2 separate regions of the Mus musculus genome follow, and region 1 is linked to region 2. The links are chromatin loops, found by intact Hi-C in ENCODE. Cell type or tissue: heart. All regions are shown on one strand. Links, peaks and the distances in the headings refer to the core of each region. The heading gives the core; the rest is flanking DNA.

Region 1 (7,222 bases), core at 2,239-4,738, 340 kb before region 2:
TCATTCAACTGAGGACACTCATGGAAGTTTACCGATGGTCTAAGTGAGTGTAGTAAATGTGCAGAAGTAAAGAGGAGAGATGTGAGTCCGTTGCTCTAAGGAGCAAAGCGTCCATGAGTTTCCATGAGAAGAGGGCAGTGGGAGGGGCCTGGAGCAGATCCCACTTGTAAGGCTCTTAGGTTTGGGGGTTGTTTGTTGCCGTTGTCTGTTTTGTTTCATTAACCTAGCAACGATCACTCCTCTGGCGGTGAGGAGAACTTGGATTTTAGGTGTGACCTGGGAATGTTGAGTGGAGTATGGACAAGGCATCTTTCCACCTTTATTTATTAACGTTGCTTGGTGTTTGAACCATCATGTGTATCTTTTGCCTTGAGCATTTTACCTTGGTGAGCATGTGGGTAGTTTCCAGTTTGACTTCTATCAGACAGACCTGTAAGAAACACTGTGTGAGGCAAGCCTACTCAATGTTCATGCACGATTGACTTGCTAAAGTAGATGTGTTTTAAGGAACTTTTTCTTAGTAATAACTTTATTGAAATCTCTTCTATATACTATGCATGCCACTCAGTTGAAATGTAGAATAAATCAAAACTTAAATAGTTTTCTAACTTTATAAAGAAATCCTGGTCTCATCAGCTCCCCTTACTTCCATCCGCTCCATGCCAACAACTCATATAAATAGAATTATATGGCACTGGTGTTTGTATCAAATTTCCCTCACTTTGAACAGTGTTTTCCTATACCAGTTCTTTCCTTATATTGATGAGCAAGTGATATTGCAGGGTATGGTGAGCCATACATCTTTATCAATCATCAATTGCTGGACATTTGAAATAGCTACCTGACTGTTAGGAGTAATGCTGTCAGGGACACCTACGTGCAAGGTTTTGTGAAAGCATGTGTTTTTAATCCTGGATAATACTTTAACTCAGAAGATTTACCATTTTTAGGAATATCTGTTTAACAATTTATGGCAACTTTGTCCCTAAAATATCAATATATCTTTCTGACTGTAGACTTGTGTTTTCTCTGTATCCTGGTGATGACTGAACACTGTCCATCTTTAAAAGTTAGTCAGCTTTTGACAAGGGATTACACATTCTAATTGACATTTGTTCTGCGTCCTAATGAACCTGAGCTCAGGCCTTTGCTCACGTGTAAGCCTGCAGCTGTGCTGTCCTCTGGGAACTGCCTCTGCTCATCATCTGCTGTTGTAGGCGGAGGGCTGGCTTACCACAGTGTCTGAGGCTCTGGAAGTCCTTTAGTTCTTTACAATTCAGGGCATCTCTCCCAACCTTTTCTTTTTTTTTTTTTTTCTCTCTCTCTCTCTTTTTATTAGGTATTTCCCTCGTTTACACTTCCAATGCTATCCCAAAAGTCCCCCATACCCACCCCCCCACCCCCTATCCCAACCTTTTCTTAAGTAAATTTTGTTTAGTGATATCTTTTCTTCCCAAGGGTTTCACTTCTATAATATTCAATCATTTGAACTTTTTTGTCAGTTAGGATTTGGTTGCTCTTCCCCCATATCAACTCCCCAGATAAAACTAATACTTTCTAGTATTTTCTTCAAATGTCTAATATTTTCTTATGTCTTGTCCATTCATCATTTTTATACATTTATTTGATGATTCATTGTAAGCAATAGTTGATGGTCATTAGCTTAAAGATAAGTGGAAAATATGGAAATGTAAACTCTAAGGAATATGATCATTTCTATAACTAAGTAATATCATTTTAAATTATGATTTATCAGAACTAGTAAATCAGAAATGCTGCTGTCCTGAAATTGTACTACTTCTACAACACATTAGCTAGAGCCAGATTGTTAGGTAAAGTTAGTATCCTAGTTAAATCCACATTTGAGATAATCGGTCATTCTGTAGTGTAAGTGTGCATGTATGCTTAACTTGAACAGGATTGTATATTTCAAACAACATCCAGAATATAAATGTAAATGATATGCTGGTTAGTTTTTATTGTCAGCTTGACACAACCTAGCCTCACCTAGGAAGAGACAACTTTGGTTAACTAAGGAACAGTCCAAATCAGGTTGGCTTACATGATAGTTTAAGTGAGGATGACCCTCAGGCTCAGAGATTAGCTTGTTTAGCTACCAGCTGGTGAACGGTTTGAGAGGGAGTAGAAGGATTAGGAGCTGTGGCCTTGTTGGAGTTGGTGTGGCCTTGGAGGAAAATTTCAGTAAAAAGTAACAAGTTTAAGAAGTCTATTGTAAAACTGACTGTAGGTAATGACTAGTCTCTACTTGAAAACTACCGAGAATAGACTAAGTATTGTCGTCTCTCAAATATGTATATGAGGCAAAAAGTTTTCAAATATCTACAATGATCCATTTAAAATATGCTACTAAATTCAGGAAATGAGGCTCCATCTGTCTTGGTGATGAAGTGCACAGATCTGGTCAAGAACCACGCTCAAGTATCTGGCTTAGGTGATATTTCTTTCTCTCTCTTTCTCTTTTCTCCTGGTTTTTTGAAAAAGATGAATATTTCAGGTTATGTTGTATAGTATATATACAACGTTTATTTTGAATTATAGATAAAATTGTATATTACCTTTTGGTAAAAAAAAAAGTTTTATTTCTTTGCCATCAAACTAAATAGTAGCCGGGCGTGGTGGCGCACGCCTTTAATCCCAGCACTTGGGAGGCAAGGCAGAAGCAGGCAGATTTCTGAGTTCGAGGTCAGCCTGATCTACAAAGTGAGTTCCGGGACAGCCAGGACTACACAGAGCAACCCTGTCTCGAAAAACCAAAACCAAACCAAACCAAACAAACAAACAAAAAGACAAAAAAAAAACAAATAAACAACAAAAAAAATCAAACCAGTAGTTTGAAAATTCAATTGGAAATTTGGATACTCTTCATTTCTCTGTTATGAGATAATATAGGCAATGGCAAGATAGTCATAAAATTGCCAATTTCTTGTAAGCAAAAAGTAAAGACTGAGACTTTTAAAGAAAATCCAATGTAAGTAAGTTCTGTAAATGATATGAAAATATTGTTTCACAACTTGGTATAAAAATTATTAGATTTAGTTTTACTGTTGTGCTTAATCTAAGATGATAATAATATTAAGTTTATATTCTGCTTGAGGGTATGAGAATAATGCATTTTGAAATATTATCATCCAGTGCTAGTCATAGTAGTATTCTCCATGTGGAAGAAGTAGAAGATCAGGAGTTCAAGGGCCACCATCTTCAGCTACATAGTATTCTGAGGCAGCTCGTAGTAAAAGTAATATCTAAGCCAGATATGAGCATGTGATTCTCCACCAGATCTGAATACTTCATCACTAAGATAGATGGAGGTCTAATTTTCTGTATTTAGTAGCATGATATTTTAAACCAACCATTGTAGACACTTGACTAACCCCATGGAAATCCATGGTGTAATATCTGGCTGTAACACTAGGTGGTGGTAATGCATTTTAGACTGTGGACCCTGGTTCTCAACATAATGTGCTTTTCTTTAACAGGAAGATTTGCCTCTGCTCACAGTTTAGAGGAAAGGAAACAGGCTGTTTGCTAACCATAGAATATCATTTCTACCCTATCTGCTATTTGCTGTACTCCTAAACCCTGGTGGCTGCAACCCAAGGACTCAAATGTTTTTATTTTATACTATTAATCCTCCTAAAGTTTATGGACAATTCCAAAGAGGTTTTCCTTGTAGATAGTAGATATACTTGTGATAGTAATGTTTTTCATATTTGAAGTTGAATTGAGAAAAGCTTTTTAATCTATGTTTATGGTCCTACTTACTTACTTACTACTTACATTAGCTTTAAGTGTCAGTATACGGAAAGCCTTCCTGCCAGCCCAGGTGAGTGCCAGCCTGTGAGTGCGTAGTGTCTGTATCAGAACCTACTGTGCTGCGTCAGCTGCAGGGTTACTACTTGCTTGACCTTACGTCAGTGAGTCTAGCCTTCTGCTGGTGGCCCATTAGTGTTCACCAGGCTGGCCCAGCCTGTGCTTCTGAGCTCTACTGCCAGCTGCTTGTCTCCAGTTAGAAGTCCCCAAAGTAGCTCAGTCACAGTTTGCATAAAAGTGAAGTCATGCTCAGCCTTCACACAAATCCAGAATATCTTTCTTGAAGTCTTCCTTCCAGTTAATCACTGTTTATCGTGTTTGCCATGGTTATGGGTTTAAGGAACTGAATGTGGTGTCACACACCTGTGGTTCCAGGTACAGAGGAGCCTAAGGTGAAAGGACCCTTGAAGTCAAGGGTTTGGAGCTGTCCTGTGCAACACTGTAAAGCCCCATGTTGAAAAACCAGGAATCTCAGGCAGATTTTCATTCCTTACCTGAGTATGTTAATTTTCATTCTTTCTTATCTTTGGGTTTACATTTTTCTTCTTGTCTTCTCTGGTCTTAGAATTTTCTACATATACCATCAGATTAAATTCAGATGTTGCCATTCTTCCCTGACATGGAAACATGTTCTGCCACACTCTACTCTGTGTGAGTGTGTGTATGTACATATGTAGAGAGCTTGTATCATTTCTCTTTGCCCTTCGTCAGCTCTTTATAAGGCAGAGACTATGTCTTAGTCATCACTGTTTCACAGCCTTAAGCACACTGGCTGCTTTCACTTAGAATAGAAAGGAGTAGCTTGAAGTATCCATGTTTTGCCAGACAGTGGTGGTGTACACCTTTAGTCCCAGCACTTGGGAAGAAAGAGACAAATGGATCTCTGAGTTTGAGGCCAGACTGTTCTACAGAGCAAGTTTGAGAACAGCTGGGACTACACAGAAAAACCCTGTGTTTAAAAACAACAAACAAAAATACAAAGAAAAAAAAAACAAACAAAAAGGAAGGAAGAGAGCGAGAAAAAGGAAGGAAGAAGAAAGAAAGAAGCAAAAATTATGTTTTAAGTGCTATTTAGTTATGGTCACCATTATCCCATAATAAATACTAATACTTATGATTTAACAAGCAAGCTCTTTTTTTTTAGAAAATAAGGGTCAGTCAAGTTACCTCTTTTTATGGAGGTGTGTGTGTGTGTGTGTGTGTGTGTATACGTGGATATATATATTACGTGGATATATATATATATATATATATATATATATATCCATGTCCTATACATATATATATATATAGAGAGAGAGAGAGACACATGTGTGTGTGTGTGTGTGTGTGTATGTGGATATATATATATATCCTATACATATATATATAGACATATATAGATATCTATATATACTATACATATATATGTGTGTGTATATATATATATATATACACACATACATACATACATACATACACATATGTGTGTGTATGTATATATGTTTGTATATGTGTATGTATGTCCACACACATATACATATATATACACACACACATGTGAATATGAGTGTGTGTGTGTATTTGTGTGTGTGTGTGTGTGTGTGTGTGTGTGTGTGTGTGTGTATGTGTGTGTGTGTCTTTGGGTTACCAAGTGATTTTTTTCTTAACTAAAAAATTAACATTAAATACTTTTATAAATAGTTTTAATCTACATTTGAACCATTACATTTACCCAGTACAAAGCTACCTGGTATCATTTTATAATAAATAGTGATAACATGATTATTTGATTTAACTTTTTTATTGTTTTATTTACTACATCCCAACCACAGTTTCCTCTCCTTCCCTACCCCTTCAATCTCTCCCCTTCAACTCCCCTTTCCATCAGATCCACGTCCCCATCCACTTTCCCTCAGAAAAGAGCAGGACTCCCAGGGACATCAACCAAACACAGCATAACAAGGACCAGGAACATACTATCATTGATTTGACATCTTAGTAAATACGTGCAGAGGTTTAAAGATAGTTTTAGGTGAAAGAAACATTTTGCCATGGTTTGAATATAAATATATTTATGCACATATATATATGCACACACATGACTCAGACTTACATATACTAATGCAGTGTTGAATTTGGTTTTGTTTATTTTATTTTATTTTTTTTTTTTTTGCAGAACTTCTCGGTATCCATGAACAAGCAGCTGTAGGATTCTTAACACTAATGGAAGCTTTACGATATTGTAAGGTAAACTGTCTTGAGGGGTTTGAATATGCCCACACTGTGGACAGTATTTTCACTCTGATGGTCATTAACTTCAGCTCCTGGCTGTCACCACTCATCACTGTCTTACTTCCTTGCTGAGCTCCCAACCCAAACTAAGTGTTAAGAAATGAAGGCGGCTAGTTGTACTTGCTTTCCTGTGAAGGGAGTGAGTGACAGAGCAAAGAACAAAATACTATATAAAGTAGAAATATACATGGTTCACTATAAATATGCTATTAAGCTGTTTCGCCTTGAACCTTCATTGTTGTAATTGAGGTGCCTACCTGTGCAGTCCTCAATGGCTATTAAATATTGCAATATTTTACATGAAGCTCACATCAGTTTTCTCACTTAAAAGATGCCATATTCTTAGACAAAGGATGATGTAGATTTGTAGATTTTTTTTTCCATTTTAGAATGTTTATATCATATAGTGGTTCTGATGACAGTGACAATTTTTAGTAACATTAACAAGTGTCTTGGCTGGGTGGTGGTTGTACACAGCTTTCATCCCAGCAAAAGCAGGTGGATCTCTGAGTTCAAAGCCAGCCTGGTCCACAGAGCAAGTCCCAGGGCAGCCAGAGCTGCCCAGAGAAACCCTGTCTTGAAACCTCCCTCCCACGGCCCTCCCTCCTTGCCTCAAACAAAACAAAACAAAACACCCCCCCAAAACAAAACAAACACCAATCTAAAGAAGCATTTTCTCCTTTGTGTGTGTGGGGAGAGGCACATGTGCATGCACACACATTACTGTTTCTGTTATTGTCTGTCAGACATCATTCCTTCCTCATGACATCTTCTGCCATAAACAGAGATGTAAGAGCAGTACAGGATCTCTTCTGACCTTGTAAGTAGTGACTATGCACAACAGTAATACCTCCCTTTTCAGAGATTTTTAATTCTATAAATTAATGCTATTCTAAGACAGCCTGGCAATCAGAGACTTAAACTGAGATTCCTCTTTCTAGTACATACACATGCTCATCTATCCTGGAGAAGAGTATGCACCTATGCGCGCGTGCTGGCTCTCTCTCTCTCTCTCTCTCTCTCTCTCTCTCTCTCTCTCTCTCACACACACACACACACACACACACACACACACACACACACACTTTACTTGTCACCAAGTTACAGATTTTTAAAG
Region 2 (7,222 bases), core at 1,791-4,290:
CTGCATAGAGAAATGGAATGATACCTTAGTCTGCTGAACTCAGTTGAGTTTTTCCAGTCACCCTTAAAGGCTGCAAGACCACGGGTTCCCCAGCTTCCTGTTCCAACTAAGAGGCAGCCACTTTGAGAGACAGATATCCCCATCCCTAAATGTAAATCTCTTGTGGCTATCCACAGGGTTCATGCAGCATTCAGGCAAGGTCTGGGATTTACATAGTGTGTTGAAACTAAGCCTTCAACAATTGTTCATCAAGTTTAATCTTAGCTTACAAATAGCCCTGCTAAGAGGTAAGGAATTCTGTCCTTCTTGGTATAGATACAAACCCTTCCATCTAAAAGCATGCTTTCTAAATCTAAACTCCACTGCAGATGTCCTAAAATGGAAGAAATCAAGCAATGAGATGTAATGGAAGACATAATTAATTGTCCTAGAGCTAGTGACCAAAATCACAATGAAGCAGGTCAGTCCTTGAAGACTTGAGTAATCCCTGAGTGACAGAAGAGAAACAAGAGCAGCCCACCACCCCGCCACATTTGAGGGTTTAGACACATCTTACTGTGTACCCTAGAGATGTCTCCCAAAAGCTTTGATATCTCCAGAGACAACTTCAGAAAGGAATGATGACTTTGTAGGTGAACCTTGTATGAAGCTACCTGCATCCCCGAGAAATCACTAAAGCTAAATTCTCTAACCTGAACAATGCAATGAGCCCAAGAGGCCCAGTGGCACACAAAATAGGAGTGGAGTTATTGCACCAACCACTTCATCACTTCTACTTCATGTCACATGAGATGAAGTGATGAGTGGGTCCCATAACACGCTTTTAGAAGCTGCTTTTACACTGAGCATTAACTCCTCCCTTGGGCTCAGAAAGTAAGGACGTGCAAGGTGAGAGCAGGCATCTCTGCCTTCAATCTCTTTCCGTCTCCTTTACCTTGAGTTGAACTCCTGCCTAACTCTGCCTAATTATGGTAACCACTGAAGGAGTGTCTGCCTATCTAATCTATCTCACTCCTTTTCAAGGCTACAGGCATGAAGATAAGTCATTGTCCTAAACAGTGAGTCTGCTTGTATTTTGGAAACAGCAAGGCCTTGTGGGCAAATCATCCATGTGATGAGGCTGCACCCTAAAGCAGAAGTGGTGTATCCTCTTAAACAGTCAGGGCTTGGACTACCTTCAAGGCTGAAGCAGAGACAATGACCAAAGAAAGCCCCCTTTGACCATGAACACCGCTATCCACATGCTTTCTTGTTCCAAATTCTTCTCTATTTAAAGCTAAATCTCATGTCAGTACCCAAAGATGAACTTGGGGTCAATGGACCCCCTATGTGCTCCTCCTCCCACGAGGTCACTTTTAGTAATGGAATCTTTATTGAGCTAACGTGGCCCAGTCTTGTCTCTGACGCTGTGTTCACACTGGAATGGTTGTTACAGAATTCATGAGAATCCAGGCTGGAGATAAACTCACAGCAAACATCTTTGAGTTGTCTGCTTTGTCATCTTTGCTAATGGACAAAACAAGTTACTGGAAAACCTGGAGGAAACAACACAGAACTTAAGGAAAATCAAGAGAGAGATAAAAATGGAATTCAAGGTGTGAATCTTTTAACCCAGGAATAGTATACACTGTGTGGAAGATTACCCACAAGGAAGGCTCCTGAAAATATTCTAGAACACAGAGTGAAGATCCTACAAGAGGCATGAGAAGTTCCTTAGTAAGCCCTTGCTATCTAAGAGAGAAATTAAAAACTGCTATTCTTTGATTATTAAAGAAATTCCTTCTTCTAACAAAGGACAGCTATAACTTCCAGCTGACTATTTTTATTTATAAGTCTGTGGACAGACACAGACATTTGGGCAACCTCCACTGTGGCTGTTTATGTAAAAACTAGCCTTAGTTATGGGTCAAGATCCTACTTCCCTAGAAGATGATGGCCCATGTGCTGCCCCAAAAGCAGTAGTTACGTTCAGACTTGGAAGAATGTGTGCAGAGATGTGGCGTGCTCGAAGCTGTATTAAGACAATGATCTTGGCATGCATTTCAACTTCTGTGAAGACTTTGACTAAGAAAGCCATGTTTTTTAAAACAATGAAGTGAATCAACACAATACTTAGGTGGGAATTCTTGTACTCTACAGAAAGAGGGAGACTGAAGGGACCTTTGTTGACAGAGGTGATGATAAGATGCTGGTCACAGGAATGACTGTATTATGAGAATTTTTAAAATGGGCACTGTAACCTACCTCATTCCACACCTGCAATGCAAAGACCACAATTTCCTGAAGATGGTGAAGTTTCTTCAGAAGGGGCACAAGGAGAGGGCTGAGTCAGTACAGCGCTTGCTGTACAACATGAGGAACTGAGTTTGATCCTAGCATCCACGTTTGTAAAAAATGTCAGGTATGAGCAACAATGCATGTCTGTAGTCCCAGAACATGGACAGAGATAGGATGGCCACTGGAGCTTATTGGTAACTAGGTTCACCAAATCAGTGAAATAAGGTTTTATGAAAGACCCTGTCTATAAATAAATAAATAAATAAGGTGAAAGGCAAATGAGGAAGGCACAGGATATAAAACGCTGGCTTCCATATGCATTCATGCACGTAGATGTGCCTGCACACATGTGCACGTGCTCTCTCTCTCTCTCTCTCACACACACACACACACACACATACTTTTCCTGAATTAACTTAGAGTAACTGTGATATATTTTCAGAAGCTGACTCTAATCACTTTCAGTTCTAAGAAACGCAAAATTCATCAAGCATGTCTTTATCAAGAATTACGATGATTGCTGAAGACATTTTAAATGCATTAAAGAAGTATACACTAGAATTATCATCATTAAAAGTATTTATATATTTATGCATTTTATGAGCATGTATGATTGTATCTGTGTGTGCATGCATATATTGTATATGTGCATGTGCTTGTGTGTGTGTGTGTGTGAGTGTGTGTGTGTGTGTGTGTGTGTGTGTGTGTGTATGAGTGTGTGTACTCATTGGGCAACTCTCAGAAGTTGGTTCTCTTCTGCCACCTTGTGGAATCCAGGGATTGAAGTCAAATTGCCAAACCAGCTGAGCCATCTCATTGGCCCTAAAACTAAAAAAAAAAAAAAAATCAAAAACTGTGTTTCTTCTGGTTTATTAGAAAGTCTTAAAGACATTTATAGAAGAATAAAAGCAGGACATTGGCCCTGGATGACTATACACTGAAGAATGTATGTAGGACTAGGCAGGGATATCCTCTGGCTCATAAAAAAAAAAAAAAAAAAAAAAAGTAAATTAGACAGCAGACAAGGCTTGGGCATCATGAGGATTCTGGTCCCATGGGAACAGAGAATCTGTGACATGGAGAAAGATCAGTCACGCTTGGATGGGTCGTTTGGGAACAGATGAGAGAAGGCTTTAATACTAGGAAGGGATGTGTCCATTCCATAACGAGAAAATGGAAGCTACTTCAGGATTCTAAGCAAGAAGTCTAAGCTGACCAGCTACAAGGTGCTGAAAGCCAGGCACCAGGAACCAGAACAGAGATTAAAAAGTGTTGGCTAGAGCAACATGGAGCAGGAAAGAGAACAGAAACATTCCAAAGGCAAGATGAGAGCGACATTTCAAAGGCACAGTCCATAGGACATGGTGACTAACTATCGAACCCAAATCTCCCTGGAGACTTGCCATCAGAGCCTGCCGGCGTCATCTGAGCAGAATACCATGTGTGATTCATTTTCCCAAAATACTCTTTGCAGGGGACAGATGTAGGGAAGAATCTTTGCCCTGGCAATTCAAAAGGCAATGCTGGAATATTTCGTCGGAAGACCACATTACAGCTTTCAAAGAAGGAAATAATTGTGGGTTGAACCTGAGGACCACATATTGAAGAGGAGATGAAATGCGGTGAAATGCTGCTTGCTCTGTAAGACTGAAGCCACTGAGATCCCACACTGAGGTCTCCCTTGCTGTCAACGGTATCACTGACTCTTGAACAAGTGGGAGCCTACACTCCCTCCCTTCCTAAAAGGCAGTGAGTATTTTACAGAAGATGCCTGGCACCATCATTTGCCTGCCCTTCCCTAAGCCAGTCTCCATAGCCAAAGAATCCTTCAGCGTGAGGATTTTGGCAGTCTCTGGTAGTCTCTAACCATTGCACTCCTAAGCCTTCATATAGAAAAGACATTTGAGGGCTCCAACTTCTTTTTTTTTTTTTTTCACATTATCTAGAGTCCTATACTTCAAGTATGAAGCAGCTTAATGCTGTCTCTTCTATTAATATTCTCTTCATATTAACTGATGTTAATACTGCTCACTGCCCCCCATCCCCACCCATTATTCCCGATTGGTCAATAAAGATGCCTACAGTTGATAGCTGGGTAAAAGAGAGGTAGTTGGGGTTTTGCTTCCTGGGCTTGGAGTGTGAGGCAGAACCACACTGATGTTAATACTGCTCACTGCCCCTCACCCCCACCCGTTATTCCTGAATGGTCAATAAAGATGCCTACAGTTGATAGCTGGGTGAAAGAGAGGTAGGTGGGGTTTTGCTTTCTGGGCTTGGAGTGTGAGGCAGAACCACAAGAGGGAAGAGAGTAGGTAGAGAGAGGAGAAGATCCCATGGGGTAAGGAATCATTAAAACTGGCCCTGAAGCTTGGTCAGTAAGAGTAAGAGGGGCCCAGGTGGAGCCCAGCAAGTCATATCACAGGGTCACAGGCAGGGAAATAGAATAGCTTCGAGTGTAGATTCTGCTCAGCTCTAGTGCTTTTAAGGCTTATTAGAAATATAAAGGTTGTGTGTCTTCTATCGGGGAACTGAATGATCCAAGATGAGATACAAACCCCCAATTAGTATTAAACATTTGCCCCAACAGAAGGAGACAAGAGGATCCTACTCCTAGGCGGCAATAGTAACAACTCTCCCCCGATTCTCGGTCCTCACCTGAGCATGGCCTTCAGCACTTCAGACGCCTCTCGGAATGTAACTCCCCGCTTAAATAAAATTCACCCAAGAACTCAAAGCACATGTTCCTATACTCTCTATTTTTAGTCCCTATTTTAGTACTCAACAGTATCAATGAAGTCTCATCAAAAACAGACTGCACTGAGAACAACTGATGTGTGCATGTGTCAGAAAGCCATGTGGAGACTGTCAGACAATCTCAGCTGTCGCTCCTCACACACCCTCCACCTTGAGTGTTCCAGGGGTGTGGGGAATTCTCAGTGTTCAGGAACTCATCCGGAAGGCTAAGCTAGCTGGACAAGGAGCCCCAAGGATCTAGATGTTTCTACTTCCTCAGCACTGGGAATACATGTGTGACATCACACCTTGCTTTTCAGGTTTTAAATCTTTAACATGGGTTATAGGGAAGTGAACTGAGGTTACAAGGCAGTACTTTACTGAGTTATCTCTACAGGCCCAGACAAGGATCATTATATTACTTTATTAACATAAACTATTTTACCTGGCAGGCATATAAATAAATAATAAAAGAATAATCTCTGCAAGTGTGTACTTACTAGAAATGTCACAGTAAAATGTCTATGAAGTCACTACTCGACCTACAGATATATTTTTCCGTTTTTTTGTTTTTTTTTTTTCAAGACAGGGTTTCTTTGTGTGTTGTAGTAAATATATAATCTCAATCAGGGGTTTCTAGCTTGCCTTTGATCATTCAGTTCTCAAGTAAATGACACATAAACTTTTATATTTATAAAGCCTTAATCAACACTAGAGCTGGGCAGATGTCTTCCCTCTATTCTATCTATTCTATTGTCCCTGTCGATAGCTCCACAATATGACTTGCTATGTTCCATCTGGGCTGCTCATATTCCGATCTCATGTCGTCCTTTCTCCTCTTTACCTTTCTCTCTTTTTCTTTCTGGTCTCCTGCCTCAGACCCCAAGCCTGGGAACTAAAACTCCACCTCTCTTCTGCCCAGCTATTATCAGAGGCATCTTAAGTCACCAATCAGGGATAACTTGGGGAACAAGGTTACATAGCATCATTTGGTGAACGTGAGATTCTCCTTGACCCTGAGGCAACCAGGGCCAGTGTTTAGCATTACAATACATAGCAACAGACCAAACCTCAAATTCCATGTATTCCTGGCTGTCCTAGAACTTACTCTGTGGACCAGTCTGGCCTCAAACTCATAGAGATCTCCCTCCCAAGTGCTGGAATTAAAGGCATGTACCACTACTGCCTAGCTGATCCACAGATATTTTAATCCTAAAGTGACTCATACCACTTATAGTTTATCTAGGACTTCATTCCTTACAGTTGTTGGCTATATGCTCAATGCTAATGTGATGATCTCATTGAACCAAACAAGACTAATTTCATAAAATAAGGTTGAAAGCAGCTGTGAAATGGGTTATCTGCTCATTCTACCATCAGCTCGTTTTTGTCTGGGATGTCCTAACCTGTTCTCCATATTGAGCCTAGCAAACACCTGTTGAGTCTCCAGGTGTCATACTCTCTTCCTATTGAAACCCCTCTCTTGCTCCGAGCCCCAACCCTTTCCATGTAAAAGAAGACATCGGTCCTCTGTCCTGTGAACCAGCCTAGAATTATTTGCCCACTCTCATGACACAGCTCTTCTTGGGTCCTTTTCTGTCCTTGCCTCCCCCATTCAGATAACACGTGAGTTTTTGCCTTTCATCTAAGTGCTGGTCCTTTTTCCTGTAAATTTTAACTTATTTTTTCTCCATATGAATGTTCTACTAATCTATTAATGTGTTCACATCATCTTTATGATTTGTCTTTATGGTAAACTTCCACTGCAACTCAGAATGTGTTGGGAGCCGCCCCCACATTCGCCGTCACAAGATGGCGCTGACATCCTGTGTTCTAAGTGGTAAACAAATAATCTGCGCATGTGCCAAGGGTATTTTACGACTACTTGTACTCTGCCTTTCCCGTGAACGTCAGCTCGGCCATGGGCTGCAGCCAATCAGGGAGTGATGCGTCCTAAGCGAAGGATAACTCCTCCTTAAAGGGGACGGGGTTTCCGCCATTCTCTCTCTTTTCTCTCTCTGGCTCTGCGCGCCCTGCGCTCGCTTGCTCCTAAAGATGTAAACAATAGAGCGCGCTCTGCGCTTTGGCGCGCCGGAGCTCTGGCTCCTAAAGATGTAAGAGGGGTGGCTTTCGCTTTTGGGGCTGGGGGTTTGCGCTCCTAGCTCCTGAAGATATAAGCAATAAAGTTTTGCCGCAGAAGATTCTGGTCTGT

The links. Hi-C counts contacts between places; a loop is a spot of excess contacts. Peaks named below come from ENCODE experiments on the same cell type or tissue, not always from the same donor. Only the 100,000 strongest peaks of a DNase experiment are listed, where the experiment ranks them.
Region 1: a loop joins it to region 2, with 5 times the contacts of the local background. A loop is called at or near these places in 7 of 42 quality-filtered maps.

Annotation. Positions count from the first base shown.
Region 1 is chr2:12,385,447-12,392,668 of GRCm38, reverse strand. It overlaps Mindy3 (MINDY lysine 48 deubiquitinase 3), which reads left to right. Exons shown (of 15, transcript NM_024185.4): 9 at 5,990-6,060. Among named protein-coding and RNA genes, the nearest start is that of Mindy3, 30 kb to the left of the region's middle. In heart, for the core only: a CTCF peak has its summit at 3,421; no DNase peak of the experiment used is centred there; H3K27ac peaks cover 462 bases.
Region 2 is chr2:12,045,994-12,053,215 of GRCm38, reverse strand. No RefSeq gene overlaps it. Among named protein-coding and RNA genes, the nearest start is that of Gm34768, 150 kb to the right of the region's middle. In heart, for the core only: a CTCF peak has its summit at 3,062 (motif pointing left); no DNase peak of the experiment used is centred there.